2 separate regions of the Homo sapiens genome follow, and region 2 is linked to region 1. A link is a loop called in an ENCODE intact Hi-C map of the cell type or tissue named here. Cell type or tissue: dorsolateral prefrontal cortex. All regions are shown on one strand.

Region 1 (8,000 bases):
AGTGTAGAGATATGTTACTGATGTTTGTATGTTGATTTTGTGTCCTGAAACTTTACTGAAGTCATTTATTGGGTCTAGAGTCTTTGGGCTTTTGGTGGAGTCTTTGGGCTTTTTTAGGTGCAGGATTATATAATCAGTAAAGAGAGAAAACATGACTACTTCTTTTCCTATTTTAATGCCTTTTACTTCTTGCTCTTTCCTTATTGCTCTGGCTAGGACATCCAGTACTGTGTTGAATAAAAGTGGTGAAACTGAATATCCTTGTTGTGTTCCAGTTCCTAGGGGAAATGGCCCAGCTTTTGGCCATTCAATATGATGTTGGCTGTTGCTTTATCATAGATGGCTCTTATTATTTTGATGCACGTTCCTTTTATGACTAGTTATTTGAGGGTTTTTATCATGAACAAATGCTGGATTTTATCGAATGCTTTTTCTGCATCTATTAGATAATTCTATAGTTTTTGTTTTTAATTCTGTTTATAAGTTGAATCACATTTATTAATTTGCATACATTAAACTAACTTTGCATTCCAGAAGTAAAGCCCATCTGATCATGTGTGAACTAAGTTTCTGATGTGCTGCTAAATTTAGTTTGCTAGTATTCTGTTGGGGACTTTTGAATGTATGTTCATCAGGGATATTGGCCTGTAATTTTATTTTTCGGTTGTGTCTTTGCCAGATTTTGATATCAGGATGATACTGGTTTCATGGAATGTTTTAGGAAAGAATCCCTCCTCTTCAATTTTGTTTGAATAGTTTCAGTGGGATTGGTACTAGCTGTTTTTTATGTGTCTGGTAGAATTCAGCTGTAGTCCAGGGCTTTTTTTGGTGAGTAGTTGTTTTTGTTTGTTTGTTGTTCTTGTTTGTTTGGTAGTGAGTTTATTTCCATGTTTAGAACTTCATTAAGCATCTCTTGTAGGCCTGGTCTGGTGGTGATAGATTCCCTCAGCTATTGTTTTTCTGGGAAAGACTTTACTTCTGCTTTATGAAGCTTAGTTTGTCAGCATATAAAATTCTTGGCTGGCATTTCTTTTCTTTAAGGATGCTAAATATGGGCCTCAATCTATTCTGGCTTGCAAGGTTTTTGCTGAGAAGTCTGCTGTTCATCTGCTGGGTTTCCCCTCATAGTTAACATGACCCTTTTCTTTAGCTGACTTTAAGATTTTTTTCTTTCACACTGACCTTGGATAGTCTGACTACGCGCCTTGGGGATAGGTGTCTTTTATAGTTATCTTGCAGGAGTTCTCTGGATTTCTTATATCTGCAGGTTGACCTCTACAGAAAAGTTGGGGAAACTTCCCTGAATTATATTCTCAAATATATTCTCCAAGCTGCTTACTTTCTCTTCTTCTCTCTCAAGAGTGCCAATATGTCTTAGATTTTTATTGCTTTACATAATCTCATGTTTCTCAAAAGCTTTGTTCATTAAACATTTTTTGTCTTTATTTTTGTTGGGGTTGATTCAAAGAACCAATCTTTGAACTCTGAGATTCTTTCATCTGCTTGGTCTATCCTGTTGCTAAGGTTTTCAGTGTATTTTGAAGTTCCTGTAGTGAATTTTTAAAATTTTCAATTCCAAAAGTTCTGTTTATTTCATAACATAATTATGTTGTCTTTCAAATCCTGAATCACTTTTCTGTTTCCTTTGTGTTGGATTTCAACTTTCTCTTAGATCTTGTTGAGTTTCTTTGCCACTCACACTCTGAATTATATTTCTGTCATTTCAGACATTTCTTTTTGGTTAGAATCCACTTCTTGGGAGCTAGTAAGATACTTTGGAGGTGACAAAACACTCTGGCTTTTTGTATTACTGGAGTTATTGTGCTGATTTCTTCTCATCTGAGAAAGTTGACACTTTATTTTTCAAATGTGCTACCATTTGGATGGGGCATTTTGATTTCTTATTGTTTTTTCCTTTGAGAATTTGACTGTGGTTTATGTTGTGTATGATCAATTGGCTTTATGTCTGAGAGCTATCAGAGGGCCTGGGTTCCTTGGTTGCAGACAGATTCATATGGTGGCTTTCTAGGAAACTGCTTGGTGTAGCAATGTGTTTTCATTTGGTGCTATAATTCAGACTGCAGTCAAGTCGATGGCACTTCAGGGCAAGAGCCAGCAGGAGGGTCTCACTTTGCCTGTGCTCACCCTCAGCAGGGGTGGAGGCAATAGAGACATACGAGAGCACCCTCCCCCAGCACTGCTGTTCTTCAGCAGAAGTAGAGGCCCTTGAGAAGCTCGAGAAGTGCCTCTTTCAGCCCACGCTTCCCGGGACCCAACAGGAAGATCTATGGCTGCATCCACAGCAAGGCACTGAGGAGAAACAGGGGCAATTAGACGACCTCCTCTCCAAGTTTGTTTGTAGGCTTTGGTGTTACCCCCTCCAGTGGTTGGCACTGCGCTTCCATTTCCTTTGACCCAAGGGAAGCTTTGACAGGCTGTGTTCTTACTTCCCTTAAAGGCTGTCCTCACCAAGGGTTAGGTCTCCAGCGCAGGTGTGCGGGGCAGGTAAGGGGGAGGGTGCCTCCCTTCCACTCCTCAAAGTTGGTGGGTCACACTTTGCCAGCTGATCAAGGGAGCAAACTGGGGCACCCAGCAAGGATACACACTGACTGGTTCCAGATCATAAAGCTGTCCTTGGCTGCAAGTCCTCCTGCTAAGGAGAAACCTCTTCTTCAGCACTTCTCCTGCGGCAGCCCCCTGTAACAAGAGAGTCTAATTTAACTGCCTGCTCCTGGAGTGGTATCCACACTCACCACTCAATTCTGGCTGTGGGGGCCCTTCCCCTGCTCCAGGGCAAATGGTCTACTCTCTGGCCTGAGACTAAAATGTCTGCAGAAGACATTATTGCCAGGTTGCCACACAATGACTGCCTTGGTATGAGCCCAGATTAAAAATAGTATCATCCTCTCGGTCCCAAGTCTGGGAAAATGCCAGCAGCTTTTCCCAGTGTCTTCCCTCCCTCCATCTCTCAGCCTCCCCCAAGCTAGCTCCGGGGCTTGAGAAAAAAGGGGTGCTCTGTCTTGGCCTGGGTTGCACAGACCCCTAGCAGAAGGATGAGACACAGAGGGAGACAGGCTGCCACCCTTGCAGACAAGGGCTTTACTCACTGGTCAGCCAAATGCTGTCATGGAAGCTGCTTGTGCGTCTTTCCCTCCCCAGAGTCTGGTGTGTCCTTCACTAGTCTGGTGAATTCCTGTCTTCCTTCTTGAGTGAAAATTCACAGAGTTGATCTTTAAGCACTATTTTTCTATTTCCCTGTGGCTGTGGCATGCGGAAAGCCTCTCATCTGCCATCTTCATCATTACCGGATTCTCTAATTTACTGCTTGTTTTCCCTTCCTTCCTTCCTTCCTTTGCATTCTCTTTTCATCACCAACATGGTCTCTAACCCCTAGTGGACCTTTCAGATAGTGGTTTGCCTATGGTTCTTTTTATATATAACAATACAATGTCATTAGCCGAATAACTTGGGTTTAGAGTCTAGCAGCCAGGGCTGGGGCCATGCTGGCTGCTTCTGCCCAGATGCTTCCAGGAAGCAGATTCAACATTGACATCATTACCCGAGTCAGGGTCAGTGAAGGCTGATTGTATTGGTGACCCTCTTCCGCCTGCAAATATCTCAACAGCTTCCCTAAGAACAGGAACAGCCTTTCGGGTGGTAACTAACAGCGTGGCTAAGGGCTTTGATTCCCTAGGAGACAAGTACTACTGTAAGTCATTATTGGACATTCATGTGAATCAATTTCAGAGAGCAAATATGGACCAGACAGACAGCACATATTCTGAACAGCAGAGAAAGGGAAAGAGGGCCCCTGATTGTAGGAGGGGTCCCATTGGGGTAAGGCTTGTCTCTCTATCTGCAGCTGTATAGAGCTCCACATGGGCCCAGGGTGGGCCTGAGCACCTTCCATAAGAAAGAAAGGTAGCCCACAACTCCCATCGGCTTCAGGGAGAGAAGAGATACTAGCTCACTGCTACTGATTTGAGTATCTAGGGCTTCCCATAATGAAAACGAAACCAAAGAAAAGCCAGGCCCAAATCTTGGCATGTATTTTCCACTAGAGGGCAGCTTAAACTTTCAAAATAAAATAAATCTTGCACACTTTGTAAAGTACTATATATAAAATTTGTATGTACACATCATGTAAAACTAATGTTCATATTCTAGTCTTTGCAAGCCTGTACAAGCAGGTCAAGTGTTCAATTCCATATGTCTGAATGTATGTATCCTAGGAAACTAGTCTAGGATACAACTGAAAAATTCTGAAGAAAGTTAAGAAGAGAAGTGCCAATGCCCAGTGATCTGCCCTCTCAGTCCAAGTCCTGCCCTGCACGACCCAGTGTTTATGTTTTTATCAGGCCTATGGAGAGAACACAGGTCAGTGTGTCTGCTTCTAGCTATGATGAGGAACTGAAGTTAAATTTACCTTCCCACTATAAGGAACTAGAAAACCAGACAAAATATATGAAACAACAGTTTTTAAACAATGATCACGGCAGGGCTGTGATCCCTAAGAGAAGACAAACAAAAGTTGTGAGTACTGTAATCCCCCTGGCTTTCTGCCTGCAGGCGCCTCTGGACTGCAGAACTGGAAGGGGGAGTTTCAACAGAGCACAGCATCTCACCGAGTTAGGGAAAGAGAGATCAGTTTGGAGAGACAGTAGTGGCTGGAATTTTTAAAAAGAAGAACCAAGAGAAAGAGCTGATTTCAAAAAGAGCTTGAGAAATGTTTAGAAGGTTGCCACTCTAGTCTGATTCTGAATACTGAGCCACATGTTACTAGGGTGAAACTGCATGGGCTGAGCCAAGAGTTAAACGATGACCACAACTCACACAGGGATGGGAGACATGGAGTTCAGACAAGCCAGAGCGGTGACCCCTCAAAGACAACTATCTAAAGTATATAAAGCACTCACAGAACTCTGAAAACAACAAACAATGAAAGACAAATAGGCAAAAAACATAAATAGACATTTCACTGAAGAGGATATAAGGATGCCAAATAAGTACATGAAAAATGTTCAACTTCATTAACATAAGGGAAATGACAAATGAAACCTGATGGCTCACGCCTGTAATCCCAGCACTTTGGGAGGCTGAGGCTGCTGAATCACCTGAGGTCAGGAGTACAAGACCAGCCTGGCCAACAAGGGGGAAACCCCATCTCTAATAAAAATACGAAAAAATTAGCCGCGCATTGTGGTGCACGCCTGTAATCCCAGCTACTCAGGAGGCTCAGGCAGGAGAATCACTTGAACCCGGGAGGCGGAGGTTGCAGTGAGCGGAGATCGCACCACTGCACTCCAGCCTTGATGACACAGCGAGATTCTATCTCAAACAAATAAATAACTAAAACCATAATGAGGTATTACTACACACATATCAGAATGATTAGAATAAAAATTAGCAGAAGTAGCATAATGCTGCGATACAGAGAAACTGGATTACTCAAACATTGCTGGTGAAATGTAAAATGGTACAAACACTCTGGAAAATAGTTTGGTGCTTTCTAAAAAAAATGAAACATGTAAGTACCATAAGACACATAACTGTATTCCTGGGCATTTATCCCTGAGAAATGAAAATTGTGTTTATACAATCACCTGTACACTAATGTTTATAGCAACATTAGTCATAATAGCCCTAAACTGGAAACAACCCAGACGTCCTTCAATAGGTGAACTGTCAGACAAATTGTGATGCCTTCAAGCCATGTGTATAAATTAGACTTCTCCAGAGAAAGAGAATTAATATAAGATTATGTTGGTGGGACTGTAAACTAGTTCAACCATTGTGGAAGTCAGTGTGGCGATTCCTCAGGGATCTAGAACTAGAAACACCATTTGACCCAGCCATCCCTTTACTGGGTATATACCCAAAGGACTATAAATCATGCTGCTATAAAGACACATGCACACGTATGTTTATTGCGGCACTATTCACAATAGCAAAGACTTGGAACCAACCCAAATGTCCAACAATGATAGACTGGATTAAGAAAATGTGGCACATATACACCATGGAATACTATGCAGCCATAAAACATGATGAGTTCATGTCCTTCGTAGGGACATAGATGAAATTGGAAATCATCACTCTCAGTAAACTATCGCAAGAACAAAAACTGAACACCACATATTCTCACTCATAGGTGGGAATTGAACAATGAGAACACATGGACACAGGAAGGGGAACATCACACTCTGGGGACTGTTGTGGGGTGGGGGGAGGTGGGAGGGATAGCTTTAGGAGATATACCTAATGCTAAATGACGAGTTAATGGGTGCAGCACAACAGCATGGCACATGTATACATATGTAACTAACCTGCACATTGTGCACATGTACCCTAAAACTTAAAGTATAATAATAATAAAATTTTAAAAAAAGATTATATATAGAGGGGGTGGGGGGAGAGAGAGAGAGAGAAGGGGGAAATTTTTAGAAATTGGCTCACACAATTGTAGGAGCTGGCATTTTTAAACTTTGTAGACCAAACAGGCAGACTGAAAACTCAGGTAGGAGTGGATGCTGAAGTCTTGAGGCAAAATTTCTTTTTCTTTGGAAAACTAGTCTTTTCTATTAAGGCCTTCAACTATTTATATGAGGCCCATGACATTATTGAGAGTAATATCTTTTACTTAAAATCAACTCATTATAGATGTTAACCATGTCTACAAAATACCTTCACAGCAACACCTATATTAGTGTTTAATTAAATAACTGGGTACTATGGCTTAATCATATTGACACTTAAAACTGACCATCACACCATATTCAGCAATTAAGAAGAGCAAACTATTGCTATACATAAGAAACTGGGCGACTCTCCAGTGAATTTTGCTGAGCAAAAAAGCCATTTCTAAAAGGTTACATACTGTATAATTCCATTTATATAACATTTTTGAAATGACAAAATTTTAGAAATAGAAGAGTAATTAGTGGTAGCCAGAGTGGGAGGAAGAGGTGGGAGTAGATAAGAAGAAAAAGAAGGAGGGTGTGTTTATGAAATTACAACATAAGGGATCCTCGTGATACTGGAACTGACCAGTATCTGAACTGTGGTGTTGAAGACATGAACTTATACAGATTCTAAAATAATATAATACTTAATCCACACACACAATGAGCACAGCAAAATTAGGGAAATTGGATTAAGGTCAGTAGATTATATCAATGTCAATATCCTGGTATAATAGATACTATATTATACTATATTATAGTGTATAATGAGCATAATTTTCATTTCTCAGGGATAAATGCCCAGGAGAACAGTTGTGGGTCACATGGTAGTTACAGGTTTTATTTGTTAAGAAAGTGACAAACTACTTTTCAGTGTAGTTGTACCATTTTACACTTCCAGCAGCAATGTTGGAGTGATCCAGTTTCTCTGTATCCTTGGCAGCATAACACTATGCCACAACATAGTATCTGCTATACTGTATTATAGTATATTATATATATACTATAGTATAGTATATATTAATGTATACTATATTATACTATAGTTTTCAAATGTTACAACTGGAGGAAACAATGCAAAGTGAGCGGAAATCTCTATTATTTTTTAACATCAACTTTATTCTTATAATTTACATAAATAAAATGCAGTCACTTTAAGTGTACACTTTAAAAGTTTCAACAAACATATACAATTGTACAATCATCACCACAACAAAGATATAAAATATTTTCATCATCCCAAAAGAGTCCCTTGTGTCACTTCCCAGTCAACCGCCTTCTCCTAAAACCCCTGTTTCCAGCCCCTGGTAAACATTGATCTGCTATCATTATAAATTTGTCTTTACTAGGTTTCATATATGTAGAATCATGGAGTGTGCATACTGTATAATTCCAACTACATGTCATTCTGGAAAAGGCAAAACTATGGAGACAGTAAAAAGATCAGTGGTTGCTGAGAGTTACGGGCAGAGAGTGGGATGAATAGGCAGAGTAGAGAGGATTTTTAGAGTAGTGAAATTTTTTGTATGATGCTATAAT
Region 2 (8,000 bases), 530 kb after region 1:
CCCCCAAATGGTGCACAGTAAGTGCTTAAGAAAATCCAGCTGGATAAATAAGCTCACAGAGTTGTTGTGAGGTAGTGAAACTGAAAGATTCACCATTGACCACTGAAGAAAAATTACAGAAAAGGTTGAATAAATCTTAGAACGTGACTACAAGCAGTGAAGGAAATGCAGTGCTTCATTTTCTTCTTTCACTTTCTGATATTTTCCTAAATCCTTGCAAAGAGCAAAAATTGTCATGAACTCCTATGAGTACATCTGTCCAGCCAATCAGCCACCATCCGCCTCTCCAGAAACCACCATACGGATTCACAGGGAGGAGTCCCTCCAAGGCAGCCCTTTTATACCCCATCCTCCCTGGACACAGCTAACTGGAGAAGCAGCAGACACCTTGCCCTTCCTGGGCAAATCAGATCCTCTGCAGGTGGCTAGCTAAGGTGGGAAGTTAGCTGGCTCCTCCTAGTGGAGGGAGAAGGGGCTAAGAAAGTGGAATGTCTTGCACCAGTGGGAGGGGAGCAGGGCAAATGCAGAAAGCAGCAGGCTAGACCACAGGGCTCTCCTGTTCCAAGGCCTGCTTAGCTCAAACACGTCCTCACCTTAGAATTCCCTCTCCTAGAAACCATCCATTCTGTTTTGTTTTGTTTTGTTTTGTTTGTTATCTTTTTTGCTTGGGCTCACTTGAGTGCTTCTATTAGTTGATACAAGAAGAATTGTAACTAATCAAACCTCCATTACTGTAATAATAAGAAAAATAGTGCTATAAGAATTCAATTTACATACAAACATTTTTAATATGAGTACGTATTTACAACCGGAACATAAAGAGAGGTCCCCTTGTAGTTTCTATTGTGCCATTCTTGACTTGCAGGTTCTCTCTCCCCTAGTCCAGGATGCCCTTGGAAATGTCTGATTTCCAAACCAAAGCCAGGGCTGTGGGAATGCTGATGGCGATGTGGGTGACTGGGTCCCAGGTTGTCTCAGCCTTGCGTGGGAGCAGCCGTCCCTGAAGACACCAGTGCCCCATGCCTGCTCAGCACTAATTTGAGCTGTGACACCATTTTCCAAGCTGTCACCACCTCCAGCAACAACAGAACCTCTCTGGGGGGAGCAGGGAGGGTTGGTATTCAATTTCCCTCCTCTGCTTCTCAAGAGTTGAGTTCCCAAGTTCAAAGACATCTATCATGGTGAGTGATGGATTGTATTTCAGAGCAGGTTGGCAGCAGGAGGGAATTGGATTTAGAAACAACCATCTGGCTTTTGCAACTGTGTGCCCTTTGGCCTGCTCAGCGTCAAGCCTGCTGTCACACAATCTGAGTAGCCCTGGGAGCAGACCCGACCCTCGTGTCCAGCCCAGACAGGTCTCTGTGCTGGAGAAGTAGACAGCACTCAGGAAGCTAGTGAGGACCCCATGGGGCTGCTCATGGAGGGAGTTGGGGCTGAGCACAGAGATCTTTTTGAGAGCCAACTATATGCTGGGCACTGGGGAGACAGACTGAAGAAGACAAAATGCCTGCCCACCAGCAACACTCATTCATTCATTCATTCAAAATCATTTAGTTTTTGTGTGTGTGTGTGCCTACTAGGCCCAGGCATTGGCAAGTTTGCTTCCCACTGGACAATGGGCAGCTCTTTGTCTCTGAAATCGCACTGTTGGGGCTCAGATGCCAACTCCATTGCCTTGTTTGTTGTGCAACACAGGCAAGTGGTGCTGATTGGCGGTTGAACATCAGCACCTTCCCTCTCTACAGCACTGTGTCCCCCCCTGCTGGTTGGGGGTAATAATAACACCCATCTATCTATGGTCTCTGAAACAGTGTCGACAGGGCACCTGTGAGTAGTAAATGTTCACTAATATTAGCTGGTAATACTTTTTAAATTTGCTTATTAGTTTTTGTTTTTGCTGTTACCACTTTTATTGTGTCCATGCATTCTTTACTCAGACACAATTCTTTGACCACCTTTTTAACTGACTTATCAATTGGTGTGATATCCTTACACCATCCATTTTAGTAGCCACAGCAATGGCAGATTTTAATGCAATAACTCACACTAATAAGGGGTGTCCCTCTTCGCATGTAATCTCCCTTGGGTCCCCATAAGCTGGGGCTCTGGGTGGTTCCAGAGTCTCACAAATGCAACATCTCAATGCCATCTGTGTGGTCAGCAGCTTGACACTCCGGCTGCATTTTCCATTCTGTGAGCAGATTGGGAGGCAGCCAAGGTGAGTATCAGCTTTTAGGATACCTGGGGAGAGACTGTGTCTCCTCACTGCTTAGCAAAGAGTGGAAGAACAACCAATCAGTAGGCAGTAGGCCATGACAGCACTTGCAGCTGACAAGCAGTGTCACTCTCTGTCATGTTTTCAAAAACTCTTTAGGGGTAGCAAGCTCTAGAAGACACCAGGTTATACACGTTTAGCAGAGGCTGCATGCAGGGGCAAAGAACTTGCAGTGTGTATGCTTTGGCCTTTCATTGAGATGAATCCTAAAAGTAGAAAAAACGCCAGGCATGGTGGCTCATGCCTGTAATCCCAGCACTTTGGAGGCCGAGGCAGGCAGATAATCTGATCACCTGAGGTCCGGAGCTCGAGACCAGCCTGACCAACATGGAGAAAGCCCGTCTCTACTAAAAATACAAAATTAGCCAGGCGTGGTGGCGCATACCTATAATCCCAGCTACTTGGGAGGGTGAGGCAGGAGAATCGCTTGAACCCGGGAGGCAGAGGTTGCAGTGAGCCGAGATCATGCCATTGCACTTCAGCCTGGGCAACAAGAGTGAAACTCTGTCTCAAAAAAAAAAAAAAAAAAAAAAAAAGTAGAGAAAAATAAGAAAAAGACTGGGTGCAGTGGCTCACACCTGTAATCCTAGCACTTTGGGTGGCCGAGGAGGGCAGATCACCTGAGCTCAACAGTTCGAGACCAGCCTGACCAACATGGTGAAATGCTGTCTCTGCTAAAAATATAAAAGTTAGCTGGCCGTTATGGTGCATGCCTGTAGTCTCAGTTACTCGGGAGGCTGAGGCAGGAGAATCGCTTGAACCTGGGAGGTGGAGGTTGAAGTGAGCCGAGATTGTGCCACTGCACTCCAGCCTGGACAACAGAGAGAGACTCTGTTTCAAAACAACAAGAAGAAGCAAAAACACTTTGGGAGGTTATTTATCCTTTACCCTCAAGGGACTCTCATCTGGGTAGTAAAAGAATAAAATCGTTTGATAAAACAGTATAAAAAGATGTTTAAACCCTAGTGGTGTGTAGTTGTGTGTGTACATTAGTGTGTGTCTAACAGAGGCCAAGAATGAGACACCAGCCAATGACATCATCCACACTGAATACAGAAATCACCACATTAGCTAACATTTATGGAGTGTTTATTGTGTTCCAGACACTGTACTAAGTACTTCTATGTGCATTACCTCATTTAATTATCACAACATAATAATGTATGTAAAACACTTAATACCTGGTGCTGAGAAGGTGCTGAATATGAAACTGTCACCATTACTATTATTAATTATTATTGTTTAGATTATCATCCCCAGTTTCCCGATGAGGAAATTGAGGCTCAGGGATGCAAAATGGCCTTCCCTTGTTTTTTAATTGCAAAACGATCTCAAACTTGGTGTGTGTGAATGTGTGTACGTGCACAAATCTAAGGATAGAAAGAATGGAAAGTGACCTTTCTCCTGCACCTTTCTAGCACTGAGAATGTAGTAGCCACTGCCATTCATTCACTCACTAAGTCCTATTTCGTTTTCTTAGCTGACAGATCAGGACACAGGAGGATGGAATATAACTCAAATAACTTTTCCAGAGTCACGGAGTGAGACAGGCGTGGAGTTAAATTCTTCCAAGGTGGGTGAGCATGAACCCAAAGTTCTCCTCCACTCAGACAATTCATCCTGTAAGACTCAAGATGCTCAACTGCAGAGTGGTCATGACATGACTCCTGCATGCTCAAAGCCACAGGAGGGCCAGAAGAAGCTATGCATGTGGACACCTCAGTGGGAAATCCTGTCCACTGCGTAAGCACCCAAGAAACAGTTGGGTCTCCTCTTTTAGTGTGAAAGTGCAGCATCTGTTCACACTGTGGGGTGAGCAGTCCACAGAGCAGAGCCCACGGTTCTGCAATCCGGGGCTCTGCCCCGTGCCCCTCTCTGGACACACTTTGGCAAGGACATGGTTCCAGTCCACTGCTCTGTGCCCAGAGGATATCTCAAGCCCCACAATCACCCAGGAAAATGGCTTTAGTTCCAGAACCAGAGAGAAAAGGGAGGCTTCCTGGGGAAAGACAAGGACAGCTAGAGGTTCATTTCTGCCCTTGGTTCTCCTTTCTGCACGTCATGTGTAATCCTGTCTCTAAATACCTCCCTGGCTCAGCTGGGCATTCTCATGCCAACTGGGATGAAGAGCAGCTGGTTCAGGCTGTGATTGGTTCCTGGGACCTCTTCTTCCCCTACTGCCAAGGCTGCAGTTGCCACCAAATGATGGTTTCCCCTCCCCCTGACACTGCCTGGAGCCCAGCTGACTTCACACTTCACTCCTCCCTCCTGCTCACCAGTGATAAGAATAGCAACCACAGCATCACCCCAAACCCCTCCAGGGTGAAGGAAGGGGCAGCTGTCACCTTAAGTGTCAACTCCAGGTCCTTGTGAGCTATAGAATCAGGTTTGAGAAACACCCTTTGGTTGGGGAAGTAAGCACCAGACACCCCCTGCTGGCTGAAAGTGGAATTCAGGTTCGTGGTCCCGCTGCAGCCTGGGAGAGCTCCCTAATCTTCATGGACATCATTATCCCCATTTTCCAGATGAGGAAACAGACAAAGAATTTGCCCAAGGCACCACTGCTAGTCAATGATGCCCTCCAGGCTAATCCCATTCCAAATCTCCTTTTTCTTTCCGAGGGACTGCCTAAATATCTAGATGTTCCACACCCAACCTTTCAACTCTCCCTTCCTATGCCTTTTGATTCAGTAAATGCACCGTTTGTATTCCCTTGGAAATTCCACTCTGGAAGGAGAATCTTTTGACAGAGGCGTGCTGCATCCTGAGACGCTGAGCCGATGCAATCACTCATTATCTCATTGATGCAGGGCAGAAGGTCCCCTCCCTTCCAGCAGGCCACAGAGGAATTCCTCGGAGGATGCAGATGCTGCATGTCTTGACTTCCAAGCCAGGGAATTTCTGCCTTTGTGCCTGCACCTGTATTAATTAATCATTCTTCTAACACTGGCTGTGTCTACATGCATTATTCTAAAAGACAATTCTATTCTTAAAAATAAGCTAATTTAAGCCAGTGATCTGCTGCTTTTTCTTTTTTCTTTTTTTTTTTTTTTTTGCTAAATTTTGGTTTTAAAATAAAATCAATCTTAAGAATAGAGAATTCAATAAGGCAAAATTCTTGAAAGAAGCTTATCATTTATTCATTTATGTAGCATGTATGTGACAAGACCAGGCTAGCAATGTAGGGAGTGGATCAAATAGAACTGACAGCAAAGGCCCCCAGTCTAATATGCGGAAGAAAGAAAAGACAAGCTCACTGCAGAATGCAGAGAAACACATCACACAGGCAAATAAAATGTTCCTTGTTCCCATTTTCACCCCTTAACAGCAAAAAAAATAAATATGCATTCATCTTACAGGGCATAAAAGAGAGGTCTGTTCAATTGTCAAATCTAGAGAAACTTGGTGGTGGAGGCAGAATTCATGCCTATGAGTTTACCATCAATTGCTGAGATTATTAGAACAACACGGACATGCTTGGGAGTGGAGAGGGGACTGAGATTAGCATCACCAGGGAAGTGCAACGGTGGGTGGGTTCCTTCTTGTAGGGGAGTGAGCAGGTGTTAATTGCCATTGCTTGTGCAATGGCATGGATAAGGTTAGGCTAGCATTTGGCATCCACTATCTGTAAAGAAAGGGTTTTTTAATAGTCCTCACATGTCTACAGGGTGTGACAGATTTAAATTAGATAAGAGATAAATTGTTTTCAGGGACAAATTAAACAAAGCAGTTAATGATATTACAAATCACTCTCAGCTGTCATTGAAGCAGTCCTCTGATGTTGTCCATGAGGCCCAGTTCTGTCCATCTGCAAGCTGCTGTGGGGCCCTGAGCACAGACCTTGCAGCTAGACCATGTGGGCCTTTCCCAGGCTCTGCGCTTCCCAGGCTGTGAGCCTGTGATCACCTCACCTCACATCCCGGAACCTCAGCGCTGCATCTGTGAAATGGGGCTAGCTCCCCCATCTCCTCAGATTGAGGTCAACAATGTGATGTCATAAAAAGTGTTCGCTAAACACGGTCACCACTATTTAAAAAACAATCACGCAAGCTTGGGGTGGATGTGATTTGTCTGTGCAAAGGGTCGACAGTGGTGGCGTGCAATGATCGCCTCACATTACCGAGTAAGGTGGCTCTGCCACCATCATTCTTGTTGACTTCTGGGGGAGGGATGGAGTCCCAAAGAAAAGAAAAGAAGGTCCCAGGGCCTCTGGGAAAGACCACATTACATGGTGTGGGTTGTGTTCCTGAATGTGTCCATACTGGAATGTGGGTCTCTGGAGGACGGATGTTCCCAGTTTCTCTCTGCACCACTCCCACCCCACTCCTAACGCTTCTCCTTGACTGGAAGGAAACATGGCCTCCTCTCTCCTCGGGGTTCATCTCCTATGGGGGCTTCCTTCCTCCTGGAGCCTGGAGAGAGATGCGGGGGGCAAGGGTTGCTCCCACTTTTGAGCAAGTCCTGAATTTTATCTCCCACCTTGGCCTGCGTGCAAAGGACAGGGTACCTCTCATCTTAGTGTTCTGCCTCCTGGATGTGCGTTGGACATTCCAGGCTGTCTCTCTGTCCACATTCATGTAAGGCCCCAACACACAGCTGCTTATTCTGCAGGGTGACTCCTGATCAAGGCCAGACTCAGCACCACTCCAGATTGTGCACTGTCTGGGGCAGGGCCCTCCGTGTCGCCTTTCTGAGCCCCTAACAGATCTCGTTCAAAGCCGGACCCATAATCAATGCTCAGAGAAAGTGTTGAACAGACACATGCCCCAAAGAGTCTGAGCTTCTTCACTTAAAGTTTCCTGGGCTCTGCCTCCATCCTCAGAAATGACCCATCCATTTCAAAAAGAGGCTCTCCAATGTCAATACTGCACCTCCCCAGGATCCAAATCCATTTCCCTGCTCCTCCAGCACAGCACAATTAATAAACGTCCCACTGGCTTGCCATTCCAGGTTGGGAGCTCACAGCATCCCTTGAAACCATGCTGGCAGAGAATTTGTCACCGTCAACTCGCTGCTCCTCCCGTGGTGCCACACCCCAGATGACACAGAGCATGGCCTATGCCTGTCAGCAGACCCTCCACTGCTGCTGTTGCCAGCCCCCAGGTCTCATCCTCCTTCCAGGGTCACCTTTGGAAATGCTGCCCACTGAGTAAGTGCCCAAGAAACAATCAGGTCTCCTGTTTTAGTGTGAAAATGCAGGTCTGTTCACACCCTGGGGTGAGCAGTTCACAAAGCAGAGCCCATGGTTCTGCAATCCAGGGCTGGCTGTGCCCTGCATCCCTCTCTGGGTTGTGAGGTTGTGTGGGCTGTGGATCCATATCACATGCCAAATACTCTTCCTGGTGAGAGGGATGCAGAGATCAGCAGACACACGCCAAGACACCAATAAACTGGCAGCCACCTACAATCCAGAGCATGTCAGCTGGTGACAAGGGCTGAGAAGAACACCCAGAGTGGCTGCGTGGCCAGGGCGGCATCCTGAAGAGGAGATTGCCAAGCAGTGCTGGAATTGTATGAGTAAGTCAGCCAGGGACAGTCTGAAGAGTGTGAGCCAAGTAAAGGGAACAGCACACGCAAAGGCCCTGTGGCAGGAATGTGGTTGGCTTGGTCTGGAGGCAGAGGAAGCTGAGTGACAAGAGTGGAGTGACAAGGGGGAAGAGAGAGGCAGAGGCTAGAACAGGTAGGGCCTGTGAGCCATGGGATGAGCTTCTCTAAAATTCAGCCC

Evidence for each region. Peaks named below come from ENCODE experiments on the same cell type or tissue, not always from the same donor. Only the 100,000 strongest peaks of a DNase experiment are listed, where the experiment ranks them.
Region 2: it touches region 1 in a loop (7-fold over the local background); 53 of 110 quality-filtered maps call a loop at or near these places.

The regions. Positions count from the first base shown.
Region 1 is chr19:28,733,156-28,741,155 of GRCh38, forward strand. No RefSeq gene overlaps it. Among named protein-coding and RNA genes, the nearest start is that of ERVE-5, 130 kb to the left of the region's middle. In dorsolateral prefrontal cortex, CTCF peaks have their summits at 4,054 (motif pointing right) and 4,265; no DNase peak of the experiment used is centred here; H3K4me3 peaks cover 449 bases; H3K27ac peaks cover 735 bases.
Region 2 is chr19:29,258,929-29,266,928 of GRCh38, forward strand. No RefSeq gene overlaps it. Among named protein-coding and RNA genes, the nearest start is that of UQCRFS1-DT, 50 kb to the left of the region's middle. In dorsolateral prefrontal cortex, CTCF peaks have their summits at 510, 1,750 (motif pointing left) and 4,706 (motif pointing left); a DNase peak (open chromatin) is centred at 4,713; H3K27me3 peaks cover 952 bases.